2 separate regions of the Mus musculus genome follow, and region 1 is linked to region 2. The links are chromatin contacts, found by Hi-C or POLR2A ChIA-PET in ENCODE. All regions are on one chromosome and are shown on one strand. Each heading gives the region's core, a stretch centred on a gene start or an enhancer-like site at or near the end of the contact. The rest is flanking DNA. Distances are from core to core; before and after follow the strand shown.

Evidence for each region. A loop is a pair of places that touch in the nucleus more often than their neighbours do. ChIA-PET counts read pairs that join two places held with the same protein, here RNA polymerase II (POLR2A).
Region 1: a map of heart shows a loop between it and region 2 (2.2-fold over the local background). The contact joins the promoter of Gli2 here to the enhancer-like site in region 2. A Hi-C loop is called at or near these places in 1 of 37 maps with a recorded cell type or tissue (heart). POLR2A ChIA-PET finds 5 or more read pairs at or near these places in 1 of 5 experiments (embryonic stem cell).

The regions. Positions count from the first base shown.
Region 1 is chr1:119,052,269-119,056,188 of GRCm38, reverse strand. It overlaps Gli2 (GLI-Kruppel family member GLI2), which reads left to right and starts at 2,570. Exons shown (of 14, transcript NM_001081125.1): 1 at 2,570-2,887.
Region 2 is chr1:118,936,488-118,940,231 of GRCm38, reverse strand. The region is part of intron 2 of Gli2 (GLI-Kruppel family member GLI2); the gene reads left to right. Among named protein-coding and RNA genes, the nearest start is that of Mir6346, 16 kb to the left of the region's middle. Within about 2 kb of position 1,876, at least 2 of the 3 ENCODE cell types and tissues checked have a DNase peak (open chromatin) inside an H3K27ac peak, as active enhancers do; they include heart, where a contact is called at or near this core.

The DNA of each region.
Region 1 (3,920 bases), core at 1,321-3,820, 120 kb before region 2:
AGAGTCCACCCTACAGGGAAACTCTTTGAACAGGAAGGTAAACAACTCAAAATAGCTTCAGGAAGGCCCTGGAACTTACCAGAATCACTAGGCCCCTCCCTGCCAGCATAAATAATAAAAGTTGAGAGTCTCCCTCACATGAAGAAATTGGGCTGCCAAGGAGACGCTCAGACAAGCCAAAGGGGCAAAGTCTGGACACCAGAGCAGCAGCCTGAAAGAAGCAGACAGCGGCTGGTTGTCTGGAAGAGGTTTAGCCCCACTGAGGCATGGAGAGCACAGGACACTCTCCAGTCTGTTGAGCCGCCTGGTGCACAGGTTCCCAGCTTGGTAAGCTGTCCCCACACTGGGGTGGGCTTCAGTGTGCAGCTGGTCTTTGAGTCATTTCCGTTCCTGTAAGTAACTCCTCATCCACAGCCTGTAAGACACAAACCTCATGGGTTCACCAAGTCAGACTGCAGTGGTATCCACACTTTGGACTATTGTGGGTTCCTCCCTGGGTGTGAGGGGCAGAGAAGTAGACACAAGCTGCATCTTCTCAGAAAAACGTCCTGTCACACCCCACCATGTATCGCCACACCAGAAAGTTTTCCATTTGAACACCTTGTCACCTCCCCACCCCCACTCCCCCTGACTTCCAACCTGGGAAGATGACTTTGGGGAAGACAAAGTTAGCATCAAATCCTTGTAGCATCTCTGCCCTTCCCCGCTCTAGATCAAGAAGGAAGGTAACAAGAAAGGAAGAATGGGACACAGCACTTCCCCTTCTGTTAAAAAGTAAGTCAAGGTCAGTAAAAGACTAGGCCAGCAAAGGTGCTTGCTGCGAGCCTGGGTGGGGTCCTCAGCACCCACATGACAGAAGGAGAGAAACAGCCCCCTCTGCCCTGTCCTCTGACTGCTGCCAGAGGACTGTGACCTCACACCCTGTCCCACAAAATCAATATGTGGAATATAAACTTTAAATGTAAAACTCAGGGTCTTGGAAGTGGACCTCGGAAGGAGAGTATCCATAGCATTTGGAATGCCTTGGGCTATTTCATAAAATAGATACTGACTTGCAGAAACAAATAAAGCTAAGGGAGAGCCCACGGTGTAAACTGTGCCGTCCACCAACAGTGATCCAATCAGTGAGTAACATGGGCTGAGAAGGAGCTTTCTCTAAGGCAGGGTGGAATTGGTCTGGAGGCTTGGTTCTCTTGCTTTGAGAAGGAGGGGCTCGAAAGAGATGTGACCAACATTCTCAACAGGACACCTCTATTTAAATGGACCGACCTTAGATTATTGTGGGCAAGTTTCTAAGCGTCCTCAGGCATCAGTCACTCCACCTTTAAAAGGAGGATACCCTATGGCAGGCTAAGCAATACAAAGGAACTAGACCTCAGGAAGAAATATAAAGAAGTCCCGCGGGCAGCTTTCTAAGAGCAGAGCCCAGGAGAGGAAGCTGAGTCCCATGGCTTGGGAGGGCACGGCCATTTGCTGCCTGCTTGCTTCTTGGAGTGGACAGTTCTGGACTGTATGGAAAGCCGGGGCTACTTAAGCAAATGCTTTCATGAACAGCCTCATCTACACTTTGGCCTGCAACTTCGGTGAGCCTAATTCTTCCTTCTCCCTCTGATTACTTCCATCTGGCTGCAGCAGCTTCAATGGAGTCTCCGGGATTAAAAAAAAAAGAGAAAAAAAAGAAAAAGAAAAAGAAAAAGAAAGAAAGAAAGAAAGAAAGAAAGAAAGAAAGAAAGAAAGAAAGAAAGAAAGACCCCTCTCACTGCAAAACATAAGCAGCAAGCCTAAGGTTGGCGTCACTTGTCGCCGGCGTGCTCTCAGATGGCGGCGTGAGCGAGCCATGGCGAGGGGCGCCTGGGACCCCGGGCACCTGCACTAGCTGCCCGGGCGACGAGGGCCTGCGTGAATCCAGTCTTGCTTCCCAACCCACGTGTCTTCCTTCTGCTACGGCGCACAGAGGATCCGGGAGTTTTGGGAACAACCAGCGGAGGGCTGAGGGGGTTGGGAAGAAAGGGGGAGTTCAGATATTGAAACCAGCAGTCGCAGCGCCCGAGCTCCGGAGCTCATCTGACTTGAGTTAGCAACCCCCCAACCCGGCGCCTTAGAAAAAGTGTTTGAGACTGGCGTGTGCTCCTGTAGCTGGAACTTTCTGGTAGGGGTGCTTTATTTCCTCCGAACTGGGTTGGAAGAATCTGCGATAGTCCCAGCTCTTCTCCTCCAGAGTGGCGTCTGGGTCGTCACCCCCCACCCCCACTCCCTAACTCCTGGGTTCTCTGGTCCCCCGCTGGAACTTTCCGAAGGGGTGCTTTCCTTGCTGGAGCTGAGGTGGGGGAGAGTCTGTGTTCGCCCGCTGGCAATCCCCCTCCAGGGTGGTGTCCCCCCACCCCCAGCCTCAGAGGCAGGGTGCACGCGGCGGGGCGGGCAAGCTAAGGACGCGACGATCAGGGTTTGCCCAAGCTCAGCGCGCGGGGGCGCTGCGCCATCCCAGAGACGCTGATGGATTGCATGAGTGCCGGCGTTCGCCAGCCGAGGCAGCACGGCTCCGCGGACTTTTTTTCAAACTCCTCTCATCAATGAGACTTCGAGGAGGAGCGGGAGGCGGCGGCGGCGGCTACAGAGGACGCGGAGGAAGGCGAGGAGGAGCCAGAGGAAGGAGCACGGGTCGTGCGTAGCATCGCAGCCGCCCGGAGCTGCTGGCCTGGTGTCCTTAGGGACTGCCCGAGTCCCCCGCCCGCCTTGGTCCCCTCCTCTGCCTGGCCAGCCCCGCCCCGGCAGCCGGAGCCCCCGCACTCGGCAGCCCCACTCCAGCCAAGTTGGGATGGGGCCCTGCAACCACTGCCCGGCGCCCGAGAGGCCACCTGCATGCTAGAGGCAAACTTTTGTCTCCTCGGTAAAGTTGCATTGGCCTTCCCACCCTTCCTTTTTTCTTTTCTTTCTTTCTTTCTTTTTTTTTTTTTCCTCCCCTTACTCTTGGTGGCGAAGCACTTCCTAGCCTGGCCAGCTTCGGCTGAGATGCTGTGGCGGTCTTGGAGTGTCTCTCATCCGTTTACCGGAATCGAGATCGTGACACTGATTTTAGGGGGGCCGGCTAAAGAAGGCAACCCTGATTAGTGCCCTGGTCCAGCAGCGGCAGGGCTTAAGGAGGATCTTGGGGATCAGAACTCGTGGCCGGGGTCGATTTTATTACCACAGCCCTCCACTTGAGGGGAAGTGCTTCTTGTTCTTGGGTTGCTCGGGTAGGCCGGTCTTTGACCGGTGGTACCGCTTGGAGCCTGGAACTGTTTGGGGGCGACGTGGGGGCTGGGGTGCGCCGAAGCTCCCTTAGATGGGCAGCTGGGAGCGCGCCTGTGGGACTGTGCGGTGTGCTGCAACCGCCGCCGGCCACTTGGAAACTTGCAACTCTACTTCTCCGCGCTGCGAGTCCGCGTCCAGGAGCCAGTCTTTTCTTTCTTCCTTCTTTCCCTCTCGTTGAACCCTGTTGCCCCTTCCCTCCGCCGCCAGTCTCTGGACCTCGGTTCTGGCTTCCTTACCTTTCTCTCTTATCCTAGGTCTCCAGATCCCCTTGACTTCCAGAATGGATCCACGCGTAATCCTTCGCCGAGGGATCGGTTCCCCCTACTCCTCGCTTTCATCCTAGCCCCCACTTAACACCCCCCAAGCAATCTCTCAACAAGTATATTTGCTGAGGAATTTGAAAAATCCACTACTGCAACTTGATCTGTGTGTGATGGATGAGGAGCGGCGCGGACAGAGTTGGGCGCCAATCCTATTAAGGGTTTAGAGAGAGGGGAGCGTTTTTTTTCCTCCGGGATTGGGGGTGGGGGGAGGGACCGTGTGCTTGAGTGAGTTCGAGAGGGCTCCCGCCGCGCCGGGAGCTGGAAGTCCACCCAACTGGGCTCCTTTTCAGCCCGGCAGCAATTGCT
Region 2 (3,744 bases), core at 627-3,126:
AGAACATTGGTCTATTGGAGGATGCAGCTTAGGCCACTTATAACTTGTCCTTATTAAAAATGAGGGGTTCTTCTTGCCTTGGGCAGTTAGGAGATGGTGCTTCTGTTGATGGTTTTGTGAAGCCTGTGAGAGCCCTGGAGGTAAAGACTTTCACTGAGTTCCCTGCAGTACAGGTTCTGAATATTTCTCTGGCATAACCGACTGCTTCCAGAGCCTGCAGCCCACCTTGTTCTAGAGAGTGCCTGCATCGGCTCTAGCCAAGGACTGTCTGACCCAATCAGTGCCTCCTCCTTCCTGGCAGTGTCCTCACCTGGCCCCTTAGGTCACATTTTTCATTATGGTCATTTTGTACCTGGACACGGCTTGAACAAAGTCTGGCTTTTTGGGGTACACCCAAATACTCAAGCGTGTCCTGTCTGCATAATAACTGGTACTATATTATTTGTGTGACTATGTATATAGTACATAGACATGTGAGTGTGTTCACATGGGAGGGAGAGGCTGAGAAGGGGAGCCAAGAGAAGGTATGGCCTGGGGGAGGGTAGAACCCAGCGATGGGCAGGGCCAGGCTGGGAGGGATGAGAGAGGAAGCCAGTTTGGTGGTGAAGTGGCCTGGTATGGGGCAGCTGGGGAGGCAGATAGGCCTCAACTGCAGCAGTCTGTAGCCCTGGATGTTATTCCTTGGGCTTTGGTGGCAGCAGAGAGGGTTTTAGGTGTAAGAGGAGACCCTGTGAGAGCTGGTATGGGAATGCTGTTGGCTACAGGTCTCCTGGGAGACTAATTTTGTTCCATAGCATGTTTCCAGGACCAAAGTCGATACGAGACCCATTCACCAGCTTCAGGCTGAAGAGTTCTGTCAGGAACATGGGTGTCTTGGGGCCCAGTGATGGGACTCAAACAGACATCCTGGAGGGTAGTTGCCACGTTGCTTACCAGGATGGGCCTTGGATCTGGTTTGGCTTTTTTTCAAACCTGTCCAAAGACAGCTAGCTCAGAGTCGGTGCTGTGCGCAGGGGTCTGGCCTGGCTGTAAATGTTTTGAGAAGGCACATCCCTGAGATTGACAGGGGGCTCAACTGAGAGCCCTTGCTGTGGAACGTTATTTCCTGAGGTGGGGTGGGTCTGGGGAACCTACCTTACTTTTAAACCATTACATTTATTTGTTATTTATGTGGTAGAGCACACATGTACCAGGGTGGACATGTGGAGGCCGGAAGACAGCTTGTAGGAGTCATTTCTCTCCTTCCATCAGGTGGGTCCTGGGGATGGAACTCAGATGCCCAGGTTTAGTGGCCTCTATCCTCTGAGCCATCTCAGTGGCCTCTTGCCATTCGGTAAAACCTTCTGACCCTGGTGTTTCCCAAGGAACTCTATAAAAGTATTATAGGGGGTGTGCACCAGATACGTGAGAGTCGGACTTCTGGTCACCGGGCACCTTGCATGGAGCTGGGTTTCCCTGGGGAAGCTGCTGAGTGGATGTTTGCTGGGCCTATACATACATGTCTGTGTGCACCTCCCCCAATGCCACATGCTCGTTCCCAAGGGAAGGGGTTGAAGCCCCCTGACCTGTCAGCCTCCGTCCCAGAGGGACCTCACTCTCCCTGTGAGGTTGCAGGGTTTGCTTGCCATCTCTTGTTTTCTTTCTGCGGCTCTGCCATGCCATTCTAAGCTGAACCACCCAAGAAGGGATCTGCTCTTTTGATTTGCTGAGCTGGGTACTTTGGAGTTGAGGTTTTCCTGTAACAGACCAAAGCAGACCCCTTGACCCCTTTGCAACCCCACAGCCCTACAGCCGTGTCTGGCTTGGCTGTCCCTCCGCCTGATTTGGCCTGGGAGCCACTGTGAGTCACTCAGGCCCTAGCTGCTGCTGTGTGATAGCCAGGAGCCCTGCCCAGGTTCTAGGGCTGAGTATTTCTCTAGGTCCTGTATGTGCCGTTCCTACTATGTCAGGGATCAGACTCCACTCTGGAGCCCAGATGTCCTTGTCAAAGAAGGCACAAAATGGTGGCCAAGCAGGCTATTTCTAGCCCAAAGCCTTGTGCCTCCGGCAGTGTACCCTGAACGATGCTGGAGATGTATTTGGCGTTGATAGAGCAGCTTCTCTGCTCCTTTTGAGAGATGGCCACCAGTCTCCTCTTACTATGTGTGTGTCTGAGTGCCTATGTGTGTCTCTGTGTGTCTGTATCTGTGTGTGTGTATCCATATGTATGCATGTGTTTGTGTCTGTGTGTCTGTGTGTATCCATGTGTATATTTGCATGTATCAGTGTGTATCCATATGCACATGTGTGTGTGTATCTGTGCATCTGTGTGTCTGTGTGTGTCCATGTATATATGTATGTCCATGTGTGTCATTGTGTGTGTCCATATGCATGTATGTGTGTCTGTTTGTTCATGTGTTTGTCCATGTTTGTGTGTGTTACAGGTTACATGTGGGTATATGCATGTGTGCAAAGAAATCAGAGGTTAATATTGAACGCTTTTCTTCATAGCTTTCCACCATGTTTTTGTTTGCTTGTTTGTTTTTAAGACAGGGTCTTTCACTTTCCTTGAACTCAGTGATTCCAGTAAGCTGGCTGGCCAGGGAGCCTCAGGAACAATCTGTCTCCACTTCCCCAGAACTGAGATGTCACGAGTGTGCCACCATACCTGAGTTCTTACACCCAGATCCTCATGCCGGCAAGGCATGGCACTTTACTGACCGAGCCATCTTCCCAGAGTCCTAGCTACTGTTGTAGCTTTTGAAGGGGCTCTGCTCACTTTGCAGGAAGTGTGTCTTGTTATATAGAACCTGGAGGAGTGTGTGCTAGAGTGTTCCACATGGTAGGGCTCAGAGGGCTTCACACGAGGACATGGAGTCAAGGGTCTCTAAAGAAGGCTTGGGCAGGACAGTATGGTTCAGGACTTAGGGATAGCCTTGAATTCCTAGTCCGGAGAAGATAAGGGCAGAAAGATCTCTGGTCAGCCACTCTAGCCAAAATGCCATGTCCCAGGTTTAATGTGAGACCCTGCCTCAAGAATAAAGAGAAGGGCTAGGGAGGTGGCTCAGAGGTCAGAAGTTATGTATTCCTCTTACAAAACACCTGGAGTCTCAGCACCAGCACTGGGCAGCTCACAACTGCTGGGATTGATTCAAGGGATCACAAGTTGTCCATGAGTACCTGCATCTCTGTGTGTATCTCACACACAGATATACATAAAAATTAAATAAATATTTTTTTTTGTTTTGGTTTTGGTTTTTTGTTTTTCCACTTGCCTCTGCCTCCTGAGTGCAGGGATTAAAGGCATGCGCCACCACGTCCGGCTAAATAAATATTTTTTAAAACCAAAAATCAAGGTAGAAGGCTACTGAAGAAGATACCTGGCATGAACCTGTGCTCTCCATGTGCACGTACACACATGTCTACATCATACGTACACAAGTTGGGGCAGTGACCTTGGCCTGTCCTGTATCTTCTACAACCTTGCTATGCATAAGTCACTTTCTCTTCTTGGGTCTCAATTTCCCCTTATCCAGTAGGTTTTCTGTGTCTAATATCACCTACAGTCTCTCTCTCTCTCTCTCTCTCTCTCTCTCTCTCTCTCTCTCTCTCTCTCAGTGCAGAGTCAAGAATTTGAGCCTCTCTTCCTACCTCCTATTTCTTGACCCTTGTGTTGGCCTCAGCCTCTGTCTCAGGAAGCTTTTCCCCTGCTGGAAGCTAGCCTGCAGAGGCTCACACAGTGGGAGGAATGCCGGCTGTCCCATC